Regions from separate parts of the Homo sapiens genome. Here region 2 is linked to region 1. The links are chromatin loops, found by intact Hi-C in ENCODE. Cell type or tissue: PC-9. All regions are shown on one strand. Each heading gives the region's core, and the rest is flanking DNA. Links, peaks and the distances in the headings are about the cores only.

Evidence for each region. Hi-C counts contacts between places; a loop is a spot of excess contacts. Peaks named below come from ENCODE experiments on the same cell type or tissue, not always from the same donor. Only the 100,000 strongest peaks of a DNase experiment are listed, where the experiment ranks them.
Region 2: it touches region 1 in a loop (4-fold over the local background); 25 of 110 quality-filtered maps call a loop at or near these places.

What each region holds. Positions count from the first base shown.
Region 1 is chr2:54,596,508-54,604,845 of GRCh38, reverse strand. It overlaps SPTBN1 (spectrin beta, non-erythrocytic 1), which reads right to left. Exons shown (of 36, transcript NM_003128.3): 3 at 5,603-5,754. Among named protein-coding and RNA genes, the nearest start is that of SPTBN1-AS1, 42 kb to the right of the region's middle. RefSeq lists an enhancer at 7,268-7,317. In PC-9, for the core only: no CTCF peak of the experiment used is centred there; no DNase peak of the experiment used is centred there.
Region 2 is chr2:54,528,934-54,537,271 of GRCh38, reverse strand. The region is part of intron 2 of SPTBN1 (spectrin beta, non-erythrocytic 1); the gene reads right to left. It overlaps SPTBN1-AS1 (SPTBN1 antisense RNA 1), which reads left to right. Exons shown (of 4, transcript NR_185881.1): 3 at 2,134-2,232. It also overlaps the pseudogene RPL23AP32. Among named protein-coding and RNA genes, the nearest start is that of SPTBN1-AS1, 26 kb to the left of the region's middle. In PC-9, for the core only: no CTCF peak of the experiment used is centred there; DNase peaks (open chromatin) are centred at 4,111 and 5,501; H3K4me3 peaks cover 332 bases; H3K27ac peaks cover 4,059 bases.

The DNA of each region.
Region 1 (8,338 bases), core at 300-8,299:
AATCATTTTAAGAAGCTTCCCTTCCCCTCACACTACAGTCCGTGGATTCCTGTGTTTTTTTCACAGGCACTTTTTCTGTTTCCCCCTCCCAAGGTCCCGTCTAGTCCTAAACCTTTACCAGCCATATCTCCATCCCAGGCCCATCTTCTTTCTCGCTCTAAAACAGGAGAGGAAACTTAAGGGGCTACATAAACATCTCTAGGATCTGACAACATAATTCTAATTGCTTATTAGAGTCCAGTCCAGGCCCTGCCTAAGAAGCAGTATGGCCTTGGGCAATTCCTTCGCATGGACCAAAAACCCTTAGAGAGGAAGGAGGGGGCTGGGTGATCCCTCCTGGGGCACTGGCTCTGTCCCACCTGCCTGCCCAGCCTTGAGTTTGGGTCATTTACACTCTGCAAGGCATCAGGATTTGCAGAACTATGGAGTAATTACAACCGCAAAGGTTTTGTCACTCCAGAGATGGAGAGGAAAAGAAAGAAAGAAAGAAAAAAAAAGCTTCTGAGAGCTAATTTGGCCTCTTTTTTTTATAGGAGAGGAAGATATAAGGGAAGGTTTCTGGCAGGGTGTTTTGGGAGGTCTCTGGGGTGCTGCGATGCCCTGTTCCACCCTGTACTCCCTGCCCCTTCTTTCTCTATACGTGTCCAAAGAAACCCTGCAGCTACCTGGAGTGACAACTATCAAGGGTTGTGGTGCTGGGCAGAGCACAGCCCCGGGCACTGAGAGAGGCCAATGAGGCCTAGATCTGCCATAACCCAGCTGGGTGGCCTTGCTGGTCACTTATTTTCCCTGACTTACCATATCTACCAAGTGAGGGGATTTAACTTGGTGGTCACTGAAGTCACTTACAGCTGTATGATAACAATCTACAGGGTGTTGCAGGACAGAGGACTCACTAGCACCAAAGCTGAAGTCTACAGTGTCTGCCAATCTCTTGTTCAGGTGAAGAGGAAATACAGAAGACACTGATCTCAGCAAATCAGTGTGACAGGCACTTGCTTATGTTTTTTTCTTTTAATTAAACATAGATTTTTGCTATACACATTCACAAACAAAGGCCTCTACGGAATACATAGGGTAGGATGGGAAGCACTAATTCCAAAATTTCTTCTAATATGCTACAAAGCCAAACTCACTTCACACTAGTCCCCAAACTCCTCCCAACACATGAAACTTTGAGCTTTCAGAGGAGTATTAGTTATTTTGGCCCAATTACAATTAATCGGGGAATACCACACTGTGTCCCATGACTTCCTGCCTGTCTTGTTCCCAGCTGGGACCCACTCCTAAGGGCTCCATGGGAAAGGAGGCGCTGAAGAGTCAGCAGGGTGGGCTGCAGTCCACACCATATCGCCTACTAGCAGCACTGGCCTTGGCAAGTCACTGGTAACTGTTTTCTGTAAAGCAGAGGTTGCCCACTTCATTAGACTGTAAGAACTGAATGAGAAAAGAGTAGGAGAGTACTCTGTAAACACAAGTGATAGGGAAGTTACCATCACCACTCCTTTCAAAAAAAACCCCTCCAGTTTGGCTGGGAAACTTGCCCTGCGCCAGTTCCTGATGCCTGCTACCTCCAAATGCTCTCTTCACTTAGTCCAAACTATGAGCTTTCACACTCTGGCTGCCCGGCCTGTGAAGCTCTTCTCCTGGACCCAGCTGGAACCCTACCCACACCCTACCCTCCTACTAAGGTTTCTTGACATCCTGTCCAGAGGGCTCATCTCCCCTTCTGAACTCTAGGGCTCTGGGGCCATTCATCTGGCACTTTATCATGTGGCACTTAGGACTCTTAGTTCACTTCTCAAGTTTGTGTGATTAGACCCACATTTAATGTAGGAGTTCTGTGGCTGGTTGTTTAAAACAAAAGTAAATTCTCCCATACAAATGACGTTTTTAAGAAACCCCAACGAGGTTCCATGGCCAGTCCACAAACACTATTTCAATAAACAATATGTACCAGTATGGTTCTCTTAAACAAAGGCTTTATGAAAAAACTCAGAGCAGTTCAACGTGGGATTTGAGGCTTAACAAATCTCATGTTAAATCTATCTTCTCCACCTAGCTCAGCCTGCTTTGAAATTAATGGTGGCAACATACACAAACACACACACATGCACGCACACACACACTCTTTTCTGTTGCTTTCTCAGAGAATGACTGATGGAGTAAGAAGACAGAATACAGATCAGGAAACAACAGGGAAGCAAAAACCAGTGATAACTGACTTGGTGGGGTTTGGGGGAGGGCAGAGTTGTTTGGAAAACCTCACTCTATCTCGGTCAGAGGCGAGGGCTTAGTCTGGCCAGGAGCAAGGCAAAAAACTGGCCACCATAGTGAGAATCAATCTTCACTGCAGACGCCCATGAAGGGAGATGGCAGGCAATGGGGAGCATCTAAAGTGGATTATGAGCTGTGGGCAGAACATTACCATTGAAGTGCAGGCCTATCGTATGCCAGGGGCTCCTCTCTCTCCACATGTCAACGCTGCTGCAGGGCAAACCATCACCCCTCAAGCCTCATTCTACTCTGGTCCTGAGATCTAGGTCTAATTACTAAGTGGCCAGCACAGGTTCTGTGCTCACACTTTTATCTGCCAATCCAATGTTAAAGTAAAGGGTGGGTCTGTATTTCTAAGGCATTTTTCAAGTGAGACCTTTATGGAGAGTTATAGACTATAGTGAACTCAGAATAAGAAATGAGAAAAGAATAGTTTTATTTCTAATCAATCTAATCCTGACTAGCAGAAGCTTCCTGGCCCAGCTCTCAGCCTTCTCACTGCTCTATGAGCTGATACACCTGAGACCGAGAGGGAGCAGACACTTCTGGACACAGATCATAACCAGGCCAGGACCAGAGATCTCTGCCTTGTGATGTTGCTGAGTAGTTCAAAATCAAGTTCCCAAATGCCTACATGATACTTGCTCATATTTAACTCAAATATTATTGAGCCAAAATCCAGGGTGGGGTGAGGGTGGAATTGTCTGGGTCATTAATGTTTCTTTGAACTTTACTCAGAAAACACACATGCACACATTCACAGATTTCCTCCTCTGTAAAGGAAGTGGCTCTAAGAATCTATTAATTAAGTAAATTGAATCACCTAGTCCCTCAAACATTTATCTGCTAGCTATTGCCAAGCTGGTGGTTAAGTGCTGGGGCTAAAATGCTGGCTGACAAAGACTGGGCTCCAGATAGAGTGCAAACATTTATGTTACCCAGGGTTTTGGACCACTGGTGCAGAAAGCCCAGCTAATGTTATCTGATGACACACTTAGCTGGGACATTCATTTACCCAGGCCTGGAAGCTCTAACCACCTCATTAGTTCTGGAATCTGAATATGCAAGGAACCTTTGGGGCAAGCTCTCATGGAGGTCTTCTGCAGGGAGGATCTTTAACTTGAGGTCCTGGCAACCTCCACGGCCAAAGGCAGTGTGTGGTGTGTTTCCTTTCCAGGAAGTTCCATGAACCAAACAGACTACGAGGCCAAAGAGACTTAAAATCTCCAGCCCAGATGAACAAGAGCTTTAAGAGCACTCTATCTATGGTATCTTTATTTTTGGAATAAGAAAATTAGACTGGCCAACCTATATAATCCAAGATGGCTGTGAAGAATGGGTAATACAAATGAAGGCACTAGGGGCTTTACAAAGTTCTGTAAAACTACTGATATCGACTGCCTAAGAGGTTGGAGATGGTAGCCACTGTACCATCTTCTTCATCCTTACTCTCCTAGGTCTCTGGGTTGCCACAAAAAAACTTACTGCTAACAAATAAGGAGAGGAGTGGGAGATACTCACACACATCTAAGAATTATGCTTTACTGGTTTTTCTCCCTACTTATATTTTTCTTGCCCTGTTCAGAAAAAACGGCAATGGGCCTGATCCCATTTATGATGTGGACATTATCAAGGACACAATCTTCTTGGTATAAAATAATTATGGGTCTTTAAAGGTGAACAGTTTACTCCCTACAGCCTAGAAGATTGGACCCTATTGGAACAAAAATAAATTAAAAAAAAAAAACCACAAAAATAAATGTTCAGACTAACTCCTATCCATGTGACCTTTAATGATTTTTTTTAGCTACTTTCAAAACACCATTCCCCCACTCCACAAAAAAAAAAAAAAAATCAATAAATAAACATACTAGGTTAAACACTAAGAAACAAAAAAAGGTTGAGAGGTAGACAAAGGAAGTCTGGTTATAAAAATTATACTTAAAGCTGCATATCACAATAATTCTAGTCTAGGCTCTCAAACAAGACTCACTTTGGAAAATCAAATCAAAATGCAATAAATGGCCTGTTCAAACTCCCCATGTGGGTCCACTCCCTCACCCCCAGACCACAAATCAACTGCCTTCTTATAGCCATCATGGTTTTGAGCAGGGGTCTCCGTTATTTGTCTAGTTTGTCTAGTGTGACCGACAAACCCTCACAGAAAATGAGGCCACAAGACCTACATGCTCAGGAACAAAGGGCATGGATGAAACTCACTACAGAGAAGACAGGGCTTCACTATCTTCTGGAGAGCCCTGTTCTTGAACTGAAGGGCAGGGAAGAGAATACTTTTCTGGCTCCATTTCAACCCAGACTCAAAGAGGCAGTCTGTCTCTGAGCTGATAACAAATAGGACAAGGGACAACCTTAGACCCTTGCCTGCGGTCAGAGGTGTGGGGCAGGTCTGCACACAGGCCTACTGCGGCTGGCAAGCTACAGGGTGGAGATCAAGTTAAAAATAAGGCTTTCTGGCAGCCCTGCCAACTGCCAGCATCATATTTTCCTGGTGATGTCAGTACAGATGTGGTCTCCATTCTGGGCGTTGGCTTCTGGCTCGGCACCACTTCCACCTATGGCACTACATGTGCTCTGGGAGGATACAGCAACCATTTTCAAACCAAGGTGAGACAAAACCTGTTGGATCAGTCACAGTGACTGCTTTAAGCTTCTTTGGTATAAGGTGCATAAACAAGAGTCACATCAGAGAGGGCCGCAGCAGCTCTGGGAAACAGATTGGGGATACAATTTTCATTGCAGGCTGACAACTTTCCTGCCTGAAAAGGCAGGGTGAATTCATCAGAAGCTCCTTTCCCAAGGAGATGACAAAACACCAGCTTCTCCCTCCACTCCCAAAATAAAAAGCGTGCAGGGAAGAAAACATCAGTGGCCACTGAATTCAATGCTTGCCACCTTAAGATGGCAGCTCAGATTTTCTAGACAACCAGAAAGACACAAATTTAGAAAACATTCCATCATCGCATGTGGGACACAGGTTCATCTAGAAGCCAGCGCCCAAGCCTGGCCCTTCAAATTCCAGCACCATGCCCTGTTCTTGGCAGGAACCCCAGCCAAGTTCTTTCTGACCAAAGGTGGCAACCTTGCAAATTACCAGAACAAAGTGGCTTTATTACAGCTCAAGAACATCATCCACGCTCAGAATGTGACACTAAGGCTCTCCCTGAAGCGCTCAACTCACTTCTCAAGATTCTCCTCAAAACTATCAACCATTAAGTGCAGAATTCAACAGGAGACAAGTCACACTTGATTTTTCAAAAATATTTTCCACCTACAACACACGGCACTTCCTAAGGTCTCCACTCACCAGCCTCTCTCCAGAGAGGACCTCCAGCAGCTTGATGAGCATCCGTCCATCTCGAAGGTCAGTGTACAGGTCTGTGATCCGGCAGGACACACGGGCAAGGTGGGAATTGACCCACTTGGTGAAGGTCTTCTTCTGCACGGCTTCACGCTCATCTGCAAGCAGAGAAGAACTTGTTTTACCATTGACCACAGAACTGGCAGGAGCAGGCACATGCTAGCAGGGCCACAAGACCCCAGCCAGAGGAAGGTCAGCAAAACTGACCTCCAAGGACACCTCTACTTAGCGCCCCTTAACTGCGGTCATGTCTTTGAGAAAGAACACTGATTACTGATGGTTCAACTTACAATTTTTTGACTTTACGATGGGTTTACTGGGATATAATCTCATAAGTCAAGGAGCATCTGTGTAGGAACTGTCCAGTCCTTAAACATGTGAGCTCCCAGGCACACTGCCAGCAGAACATCCTTTGCTCCCCTTTCTTTTCTCCCATCCCTGCTGAAGAGGCAGCAGGATGCAGATGACAACAGGGTCCTTTGCAGTCCTGCCCTATACCATAATACTTGACTGGTAAAGCTTCCTACATACATGTTACAGCTATTATTCCTCCAAAAGGTGAGTATATTAAAGGGTGTAGGGTAGGAAATCTCATGAGACAGCAGAAAACTGCTTCCCTCATCTACAAAGGATTGGGCAACACTGGACAAGATAAATTAACTCATGACCTTGGCAATGACCGTCTTCACCTGCTCAGTCACACACACCATGAACAACAAAAGAAAATGGCAAGCAACATGGTAGAGTGCAAAGACATCGCAGGCATCGGGAAGTCTTTGCAGGCATCGGGAAAGCAGGGTCTGGGCCCAAGGTTTCAACAAAAATGTGACTCAACACAGGATTCAATGTTCTCTTCTATAAAAGGAGAAGAAAAATATAATCTCCATACTGTGATCCTTCGCTGAAAAGGCAACTGCTGATTTATGGTCTAAAGCGTGATTGTTGTACATTCAAGTCATCCAGGAAACAGTGTTAAAGGTTTTTCAAAGCTCAGTAATCAAATTCTGTCCAATTTAAGGTATAAAACTCTAGACATATTTGCCCAGAACTGGCCTTCACATACCATACAAATAGGCTTTCAAACTTCTTGCCTCTGCAGAATGTTCTAAACATAGGTTGCTGAAGACCTTCAACAGACATCCACAGAACGTACCCTGGACCCAACCACTCTTACTCCCTGACTCTGTTCTCTATGTTACATACACTATATCTAGTTCCACCAGCATGAATTTATGCCAAAAATCTAAGACCTACTCCTAGTGCAAACCCAAATGACAAAAATAATTACACACGAATCTACAAAAAAAAAAAAAAAAAAAAAAAGCAGATAGCTCAACAATTTGGCATGTATTTCAAAACCACTGGGTGGGGGTAACAACTAAAAAGCCACCCTTGCTAATAAGGCATGTGCCCAGTCGCCTGAGAGTACTGGGTTCTCAGGTTGGCCAGAAGGACAGCAAACAGCCCAACACCCTGGGAAGGTCTGTCTGAAGGCTTTGCTAAACTCACTCCACCACCCACCACAGGGAGGGAATGAGGCAGAGATGACATTGGTTGAGGTTTTACAGCTGCCGACCTGGCAGGAGAATCAGCTGGGGCACCTGCCAAGATCCCCGGCCACCTGCTACAGTCAGCGGCTCCTTGAGGTCCTGCCTTTCCCAAAAAGGACCTACCCATCCAGACAGAAGGAGGGCCCTTCCCCAGGGACAAAGGCCAACCAGAAACACAGGATCAAAAAGGACAGGATTAGAGGAAGCAGAAAAAGACAGTAAGGGGCAGGCTGCAGTGGAGAAGCAGCTGCACCAATAACATCATGACAGGTCCCACAGAAAAGACCACATGCATTATTGATCACGTAATCATTGTGATGGATGGCAACTTTACTACAGTGACTCAGGAGCTGTAATTCTGGGGCTAAGCTTGGCCATTCTGAAAGAGCAGGTCTAGAGCAGAATATGTAAGGTGCATTTCACAGATGGCCTCTTATCAAGGAGGCAAGTAACTCATAGTTTATATGTATTTAGGGTTAACAATTTTTTTTGTGAATTATAAAATCCTTTATGCGTTATACTGGAGTCAGAAAATGTCTTTAATGAAGCAAGGGAGCAAGATCAAAATGAAAACCTGCTTGGATTAAAATATTTCTAAATAAACAAGCACAAAATGTGTTCCTCAGCCAATTGTCACTCTTTTGGGTGAATCTCTCACTAAAGGAGCACCCAGACTTCTTTCAGGTTTTGAATTAACAGGTTCTTTCACAAGGAAACTCTGAGGATTTGCCAGAAACAACAGTCAATATACTTCCTTAGTGCCCTGTCCTAAAGAGTTACAGCCCAATCCCAACCCTCCTCCCTACAGAGAGGCAAATGGAGAGGTCATGGGTGGGTGCAGAGAACAGAGCTGAAACAGACTGAGATCTGTGCCGGGAGGGCTCCCCAGGGCTATCATGGTTCTTAGAAACTCAAAGTAGGTGGGAGGAAAGAAGAGGAGGAAGAGATGTCAAAAATAAAAAAACAAGCTCTTGTGTTCCTGCCCTCTCTTCCTGTTCCCCTCCCTTCGAACTCTCCTCACAGTCAGGAGCAGGCCCCACGAAGTGCAAGAGTGCTGGAAAAATCACGCAGGGTCTAAGTTCCTCAGGTTCACACCCCCACGTTGGAAAAGACACAGAAGATTCCATCCGGG
Region 2 (8,338 bases), core at 45-8,044, 67 kb after region 1:
CAAAAGGCAAAGGATAGGCAAGAGCTGGGGTTGGAATGACAGTATACCAAAGCCACATGTGAGCTGAGTCAAGGAGGAGCAGATACTAAGCAGAGGGTTCCAATGAATGAGGCGCATGGCCCATCGGAAATATAAGTAATGCCTCCAGGTCCACAGCAGCCACTGTCACATAGATTTTTCAGGGCTCATTTGCATGAAACTTTGTAATAACTCTCTTGTATGTATGTATTTATTTTTTAAAGACAGGGTCTTGTTCTGTCACCCAGTCTGAAGTGCAGTGGCACAATCACGGCTCACTGTAGCCTCAGCCTCCTGGGCTGAAGCAATCCTCCCACCTCAGCCTCACAAGTAGCTGGGACTATAGGTGTGTGCCACTGTGTTCAGCTAATTTTTTTTACTTTTCAGAGACACAGGGTCTCACTATGTTGGCCAGGCTGGTCTTTAACTACTGGACTCAAACAATCCTCCCACCTCAGCCTCCCAAAGTGCTGGGATAACAGGCATGAACCACAGCTCCCGGCCTCTCCTTCTTTTACCCCATATCCACCACACACATATCTTTGTTGTTCAGAGAACTCAAGTGAATCTGTATTCCTTACAACCAGAAGGACCTAACCAAAAATAATTTTCTAAGCATGATTTTTTTCAGAAGTCAATCATTAGACATAGACCAAATATTTAGCTCTGCTGTCACCTGGACCCCTCTCCACTGGACTGCTATTGAATATGATCATGTCAAACTACTGGTGAATTTATAGCTTAATAATCACAACTATCTTCTTTAATTGACTTGGTATCAAAAATCAAATGCAACTTAAGAAACTATTTAACATCTACCTAGCATCAATTTTCTCTCCTAATTAGAAAATTAAATTGAATGGTATCACTGAAGATGGAGGTTAAATAAAATTCTAGAGAGCTGCGTTGCACTGTTAAATTTAAAAATATACTTTGTGTCATTCTGAGTTTGCTTTTATCATGGGACATGTTTTATTTTTAAAATACACATAACTTTACAAGTGCCTTATATATAAATTAAATTTATACCTTTTATCATCCTATGATAGTACTTTCTCACAGGTCCACTTTGGTAGAAAACTGGCAAAGGGGTTAACTGTGTAAGTGAATTTAATAACGGCAACAAATAGAACCATCTGAGACACCAAACACCCACCAATAGGCCTTTATGATGACCACATTTGGGGAAATGAAAAACTTCCTAAGTCTACAGTACTTACTCTATTTTTGAGACAGAGTCTTGCTCTTGTCACCCAGCCAGGCTGGAGTGCAATGGCGCAATCTTGGCTCACTGCAACTTCCGCCTCCCAGATTCAAGTGATTCTCCTGTCTCAGCCTCCTGAATAGGTGGTTACTCACATGTAACAGGTGTGCACCACCACATCCGGCTCATTTTGTATTTTTAGTAGAGATGGGTTTTTACCATGTTGGCCAGGCTGGTCATGAACTCCTGATCTCAGGTGATCCACTTGCCTTGGCTGGGATTACAGGTGTGAGCCACTGCATCTGGCCTACAGTAGTTTCTGATGCCTACAACAGATTTGCCATCTGTTTCCAGGCAACCACCAAATAAAAATCACAGCACTATGGTACTAGTAGCTTTTACAGAGTATTTTCTGCTCTTTCTCTCTAATCTACCACTATTACTTATCTAAGAGAGCAGAGACAGAAATAAGGTACTGATACATGCTACAGCACGGATGAAACCTGAAAAAGTTTTGTTAAGTGAAAGAAGTTAGACACAAAAAGGCCACAGATTACATGATTCAATTTTTAGGAAATGTCCAGAATAGGCAAATCCATAGGGTCTGAATGTAGACTAGTAGTTGCCTGGGGCTGGGGGAAAGGAAAATGGGAAGTAACCGCTAACGTACATGGGATTTCTTTGGGAAGTAATAAAAATGCTCTGGAATTAGTGGTAATTGTCACATAACTCTGAGTATATTTTAAAAACTGCTGAATGGTATACTTCAAAGGGGGTATATTTTATGGTATGTAAATTGTACTGCAATAAAGCTGATATGTGTGTGTGAGAGAACATGTATGCAGACAGAGCCAGGAAAAGGATAAGAAGGCAGAAAGGTCACATACATTTTTCCTCTTTTGCTTACACAGGCAGTCCCCAAATGAAGAGCAATTGTATTCCTTTAATTCAGTCATAAATCAACTCTCAATTCTATGAGATTTTTCACAGAAGAACGGAGCGCCTCAAAAGTAAGTGAGTGACTTAGGGAAAGAATTCTGGTGGAGTGGAGAGAATGAGGAGTTCAGACAAAGGCTAGGGGTGGAACAGGAGACAAAAAGGGGAATGAGGATCAAGAGAGGTTCTCTGAGGTGACTGAGGAAGGAGAACCTGGGCTCTCAAAGAGTGAGGTGCAGGAATAGGGGCTGGGCCAGGAAGGGGGATGAGTGCATGGTGAATAGTCAGAAACTCTGGGAGCACGAGGCTTCCATCTGCATGTTCTCCCATGCCTGGATCACTCACCTCAGCGACTGTGAGATTTCAGCCATTGCTGAGGTGAGAAGAGAGTCTGAGGTAGAACAGGAGAAGGAATCCAAGCTGATTTCAGAAGCAGGGGAGAAACTGGGTCTATAGTGGTGAACAGACAGAGGAGGGAGAAGGAACCAGAGGAAAACTACACCTAAAAAAGTAAAGCAAAGATTCTTCCACCTCTATGGTGAGAAAACCATGGAAACCATTTATATGTGAAAAATAAATTGAGGGTATAATCTAGGACTACGTGCAAAGACCTCAACAGACTTTCTCTCAATAGCTTTCATGAACAACTTGGATATAAAATGCTCTTTCAGATTCAGATTTCACAAACAATGGTAGTATAGTTACTGTGTGCTAGGGGCCACACCTCTTTCACAAATAGTCCCAAATAATGCATAATTTAGGGATACAGCCTGAAGAGTAGATGAGGAAAATAATGGGTAGCTATTAAATCCCTGTTAATCCTCTCTGTAAAAACCCATTCCACCATGCAAGAAGCTGTTCTCTTTCCCTTGGGGCAGGAAAGTGTCACCTCTGAACAGAATGTTAGGTGTGCGAACAAGAAGAGCCCTAACATGATTTAGACAATGAGTCCAGGCGTGAGATGGCATATACTATCTTAAGCAGCCCAAAGCAGACTTTCTGTTTTAAGGAGAGGTGTTCTCAGAGACCTGCAGCCTAGCCTCTTCAATTTTGCTGCAGTGGAAAATGAAGCAGCCACGACGAGACTCAGGTCCCAGATTCCTCTCTCCAAGTTCCAGTGCTCTTTAGGTCACTAGACCCTACCCCTTAAAATGACTGGGGTGTGTGTGTTTGTGTGCGTGCGTGCGTGTGTGTGTGTGTGTGTGTGTGTGTGAGAGAGAGACAGAGAGAGAGATCAATCTTTCCCCCTAAATTACTACAGCAGGCCGGGCGTGGAGGCTCACGCCTGTAATCCCAGCACTTTGGGAGGCCAAGGCGGGCGGATCACCTGGGGTCAGGAGTTCGAGACCAGCCTGGCCAACATGGTGAAACCCCGTCTCTACTAAAAATACAAAAATTAGCCAGGTGTGGTGGCGGGTGCCTGTAGTCCCAGCTACTCGGGAAGCTGAGGCAGGAGAATCACTTGGACCCAGGAGGCGGAGGTTGCAGTGAGCCAAGATCGCGCCATCGTACTACAGCCTGGGTGACAAGAGCGAAACTCCATCTTACTACAGCAATCATTGCCTATACTAACTTCCAGGCACTTGTATACATATATAGTCTCATGTAAATAGGTTTCCTCCTCCTAATTAGATCATTCTAGGCCATGTTTTATAGATTTCTTTACATATTCAGGAAGAGGTTGGCTCTGTTCGTTCACTAGAAGTCAAATGGTTTAGACACACACACACACACACACACACACACACACACACACACACACACTAGTCCCCTTTAGCCTGGGTTTCACTTTCCATGGTTCAGTTACCTTCAGTCAACCATGGTCTGGAAATATGAAATGAAAAACTGAAGAAATAGGCAATTCATACGTTTTAAATTGCATGCCATCCTGAGCACTGTGATGAAATCTTGCGCCATCTCGCTCCATCCCGCCTGGTATGTGAATCATCCCTTTGTCCAGCAGACACACACTGCAGACGCTCCCTGTTAGTCACTTAGCAGCCGTCTTGATTATCAGATTAACTGTCAGGTAACCCTTATTTGACTTAATAATGGCCCTGGGCTGGCAATTCAGATATGCTAAAAAGAAGCGACTGTCAAATGCTTCCTTTAAGTGAAAAAGTAAAAGTTCTCAACAAGAAAAGAAAAAAAAATCCTATAATGATAAGGTCTATGTTAAGAATGAATCTTCTATCCGAGAAATAGTTAAGAAGGAAAGAAATTTGTGCTAGTTTTGTTACTGCACCTCAAGCAGAAATGCATTTTTCTTGTCTCACAGTAGAATCAACACAAATTAGGGGAAGACGTAGTCTTTAAAAAATTGTGTAACTGTTTTCTTTTTACTTCAAATAAAATGCTGGTTTCCAAAAAGTCCAGCTTAGTTTGAATCACTGCATGTTCCATGATACCAAGGCAACTGGTCAGAGGTCAGGAAAGTGGGCCTGCAATCACGGGATGCAAGCAATCATTTACAGAAAACATAAAAACTACTTCACTGTGCTAGTTAACAGGATTGACCAACGCTCTCCTCAGCTTCCTTCCAAACTGTAAACAGTAACACCTCAGAAGTGGGGAAGTACCATCTACCATGTTTTCACTCCACATTCCACTTTAGGAATAAGTATATATCTTGCCAGTCTGTTACATATACAAAAGATGTATATTTCAAAGACGTAGTATAAAAAATGTAAAGTGTCTCATTAATAACTTTTCATGAGGATTGCATGTTAATATATTTTGGATATCTATAAATATTCTTGGATATAAACATAAAATTTTGGAGTATATGACAATACTCAATGTTAATTCTAACTATTATTATTTTTGAGACGGAGTCTCATACTGTCGCCCGGGCTGGAGTGCAGTGGCGTGATCTCGGCTCACTGCAACCTCCGCCTCCCAGGTTCAACCGATTCTCCTGTCTCAGCCTCCCAACTAGCTGGGATTATAGGCGCCCGCCACCACGCCCAGCTAATTTTTTGTATTTTTAGCAGAGATGGGGTTTCGCTACGTTGGCCAGGCTGGTTTTGAACGCCTGACCTCATGATCCACCAGCCTCGGCCTCCCAAAGTGTTGAGATTACAAACGTGAGCCACTGCGCCCGGCAATTCTAATTATTTTCTTAAAACACATCTAAGTCTTAAATTTTTACAAGCTGAAGACTTGAGGTTTCTTATCATTCAACTTGCATGAGGGGGAAGCTTTCAGATGAAGCTTTTCTCTGCTTGGAGAAAAAGCTGTTGCTTTCAATCCTGCCAGGTGCTCCAGGTCAAGTTCTCTGTATTTCCTCCTGATCATCACGCTGATGTTTCTGGCTACTAAGGAGCTGGGGGTGGCGATGAGTGACGCAGATATGAATCAGACTGATTTTCAAGCAGCAGAGTTTAAGGAAAATGAAAGAACTAGGCACTGGAAGTGACTGATTGCTGGCCGATTCATTGTTGTAATGATAAGCTGGTACTGGACAAGTGATCACAGGCCTGATTTCTACATTAAAAAAAAAAAACAAAAAACAAAAACCGATATAGCCAGGCTTTGTGGCACACACTTATAGTCCCAGCTACTCAAGAGGCTGAGGCAGGAGGATCACTGGAGATCAGGAATTCAAGGCTGTAGTTAGCTATGACTCTACCACTGTACTCTAGCCTGAGCAACACAGAAAGACCCCATTTCTAAACAAACAAGAAAACCAGCTGACACCCTGCCTACTATACTAGAGATGCTATCTCCCCTGTGAAATATCTTAGTAGTCTGATTCCCCAGTACCAACTGGGTATGCTACAATTCAATTCAATTCTGACACCTCTACCTGACATTATTGTTAAATCCCATAGGATAAAGGGCTTGGTCCCACAAGACTGCCCCCATATCAGATGCCAGTTCCAAGTCCCAGGCCGCAGGCTGTAAATTCAGGGGTTCCCAAGAACCCCCTCAGGTTCAATAATATGCTAGAACAACTCACAGAACTCAGGAAAACAATTTCCCCTTTATGTTTACCAATTTATTATAAAGGTTACAACTCAGGAACGGCCAAATGGAAAAGTGCACAGGGCAAGGTACTGGGGTGAGGTGGGGCTTCCATGTCCTCTCAGGGCACCCCACCCTACCTACACCAACTCCCCCCACAGATGAGTGGATGATGCTGAAAGTTCCAATTCTCTAACTGCTCAGTCTTGGGTGCACAGCATCATCCTGAGGCTAGCTAGGGATGGGAGACTATCCCCACCCAAAGTCATGGAATTAGCACAAACTCAGGTGTCAGAAAAGGGACACCTTATGGGTAACAAAAGACACTCCCATCACTCGGCAGACTCCATTGGTTTTAGGAGCTCTATGCCAGGAACCCAGAACAAAGACCAAATATATTTCTTATTATACTGCATTGAATTAAAAGCAATTCCTGAGGGTGAATAAGATGAAGACACGTAAAGTAAAAGTTATTTTAAAAATGTTTTTTAAGCCGGGCGCGGTGGCTCATGCCTGTAATCTCAGCACTTTGGGAGGCCGAGGCGGGCAGATCATGAGGTCAGGAGATCGAGACCGTCCTGGATAACACGGCGAAACCCCGTCTCTACGAAAAATACAAAAAATTAGCTGGGGTGGTGGCGGGCGCCTGTAGTCCCAGCTACTTGAGAGGCTGAGGCAGCAGAATGGCATGAAGCCAGGAGGTGGAGCTTGCAGTGAGCCGAGATTGCACCACTGCACTCCAGCCTGGACGACAGAGCAAGACTCCGTCTCAAAAAAAAAAAAAAAAAAAAAAAGTTTTTTACAATTCACAGATAACCTAATAATAGGAAGTATCTGTCAACTGGGTGAGAATTAGTAACAAGTAGTTTACCTCACCCTATTTCCTTAGATACATAAACCCTGAAAGCAGCTTAGTAAAGGGCACAGGTGGTGGTTCCACTATCAGTACAAGATGAACTACACCATTAAAAGATGAATTCCTACATGTTTTGCAGATCTGCCTCAGAATTCAGACTGAAACCTAGATTAGATTGTATCTACCGAAAGCCCTAGAGGGACACAGGAAATGTGATATGTACATTTTTATGGCTCTAAGCAAAATGTCTCGCTTTAGAACATGCATGTTCAGCAGAAACCCCACAATAGCACTCCCTCCTGTTGGGCCTATCACTGTATCACTCCCCTATAAGGGACAGGAAGATATCTCCCTTTCCTCAAAGTCAAGTGGTTAGCCTACCACACCACTCCCACATCAAGTGGACCTTTTTTTTTTTTTTTTTTTTTTTTTTTTTTTTGGTGAAAAGAGATATGTATATTTAGAATTAGCCAGATGGACTCAGTTTGGATGATCCCAATTTTGTTGGCAACATCCAAAGCATCATAATCAGGAGCCAGTGGAACATATGCCTTCATCTCTCCATCAGGGTGTTGACCTTGGCCCCATCAATGTCACAGAGCTTCTTCACAGCCTGTTTGATCTGGTGCTTGTTGGCTTTAACATCCACAGTGAACACAAGGGTGTTGTTGTCTTTTATCTTCTTCATGGCAAACTCAGTGGTCAGAGGAAACTTGATGATAGCATAGTGGTCAAGCTTGTTTCTCCTGGGGGTGGTCTTCCGAGGATATCTGGGCGGCCTCCAGAGTCTCAGTGTCTTGGGCCGCTGGAAGGTGGGTGACATGCGGATCTTCTTTTTTTTGTGGCCGTGGACACCTTTCAACACTACCTTCTTGGCCTTTAAAGCCTTTGCTTTGGCTTCAGCTTTAGGCGGGCCAGGAGCTTCCTTCTTCACTTTCGGTGCCATCTTCTGAAAAGGGTCTCAAGTGTATCTTTGAGGTAACTCTACTGGGTTTGAAACTTTATTTCTTCCTAGACTTTAGCTCGGTCCAGATGAAGTGGTCTCAAACACCGAAGGAAGGGGACTGGATGACCATCAGTACTCTGCATCAGTCACAAAATGTGATCCCCAAGCCAGGGCATCACCTGGCCTGTTGGATATGTAAATTATCCCCACTCAAGGCCTACTGAATCAGCATCCCGTGCTTTAACAAGCCCTCTACTTTTCAAACCACTGTTCTATTCCAGACACTACTGAATTGTTCTGTAACTCCTGCTATCAGCATATAGTTTTTTAGAGGACTCAAGAGATTCTTCTGTCCCACAGAATAAGGAAGTAAAATAATAAGTAGGATAAGATAATTTCCTTCATTACCTTC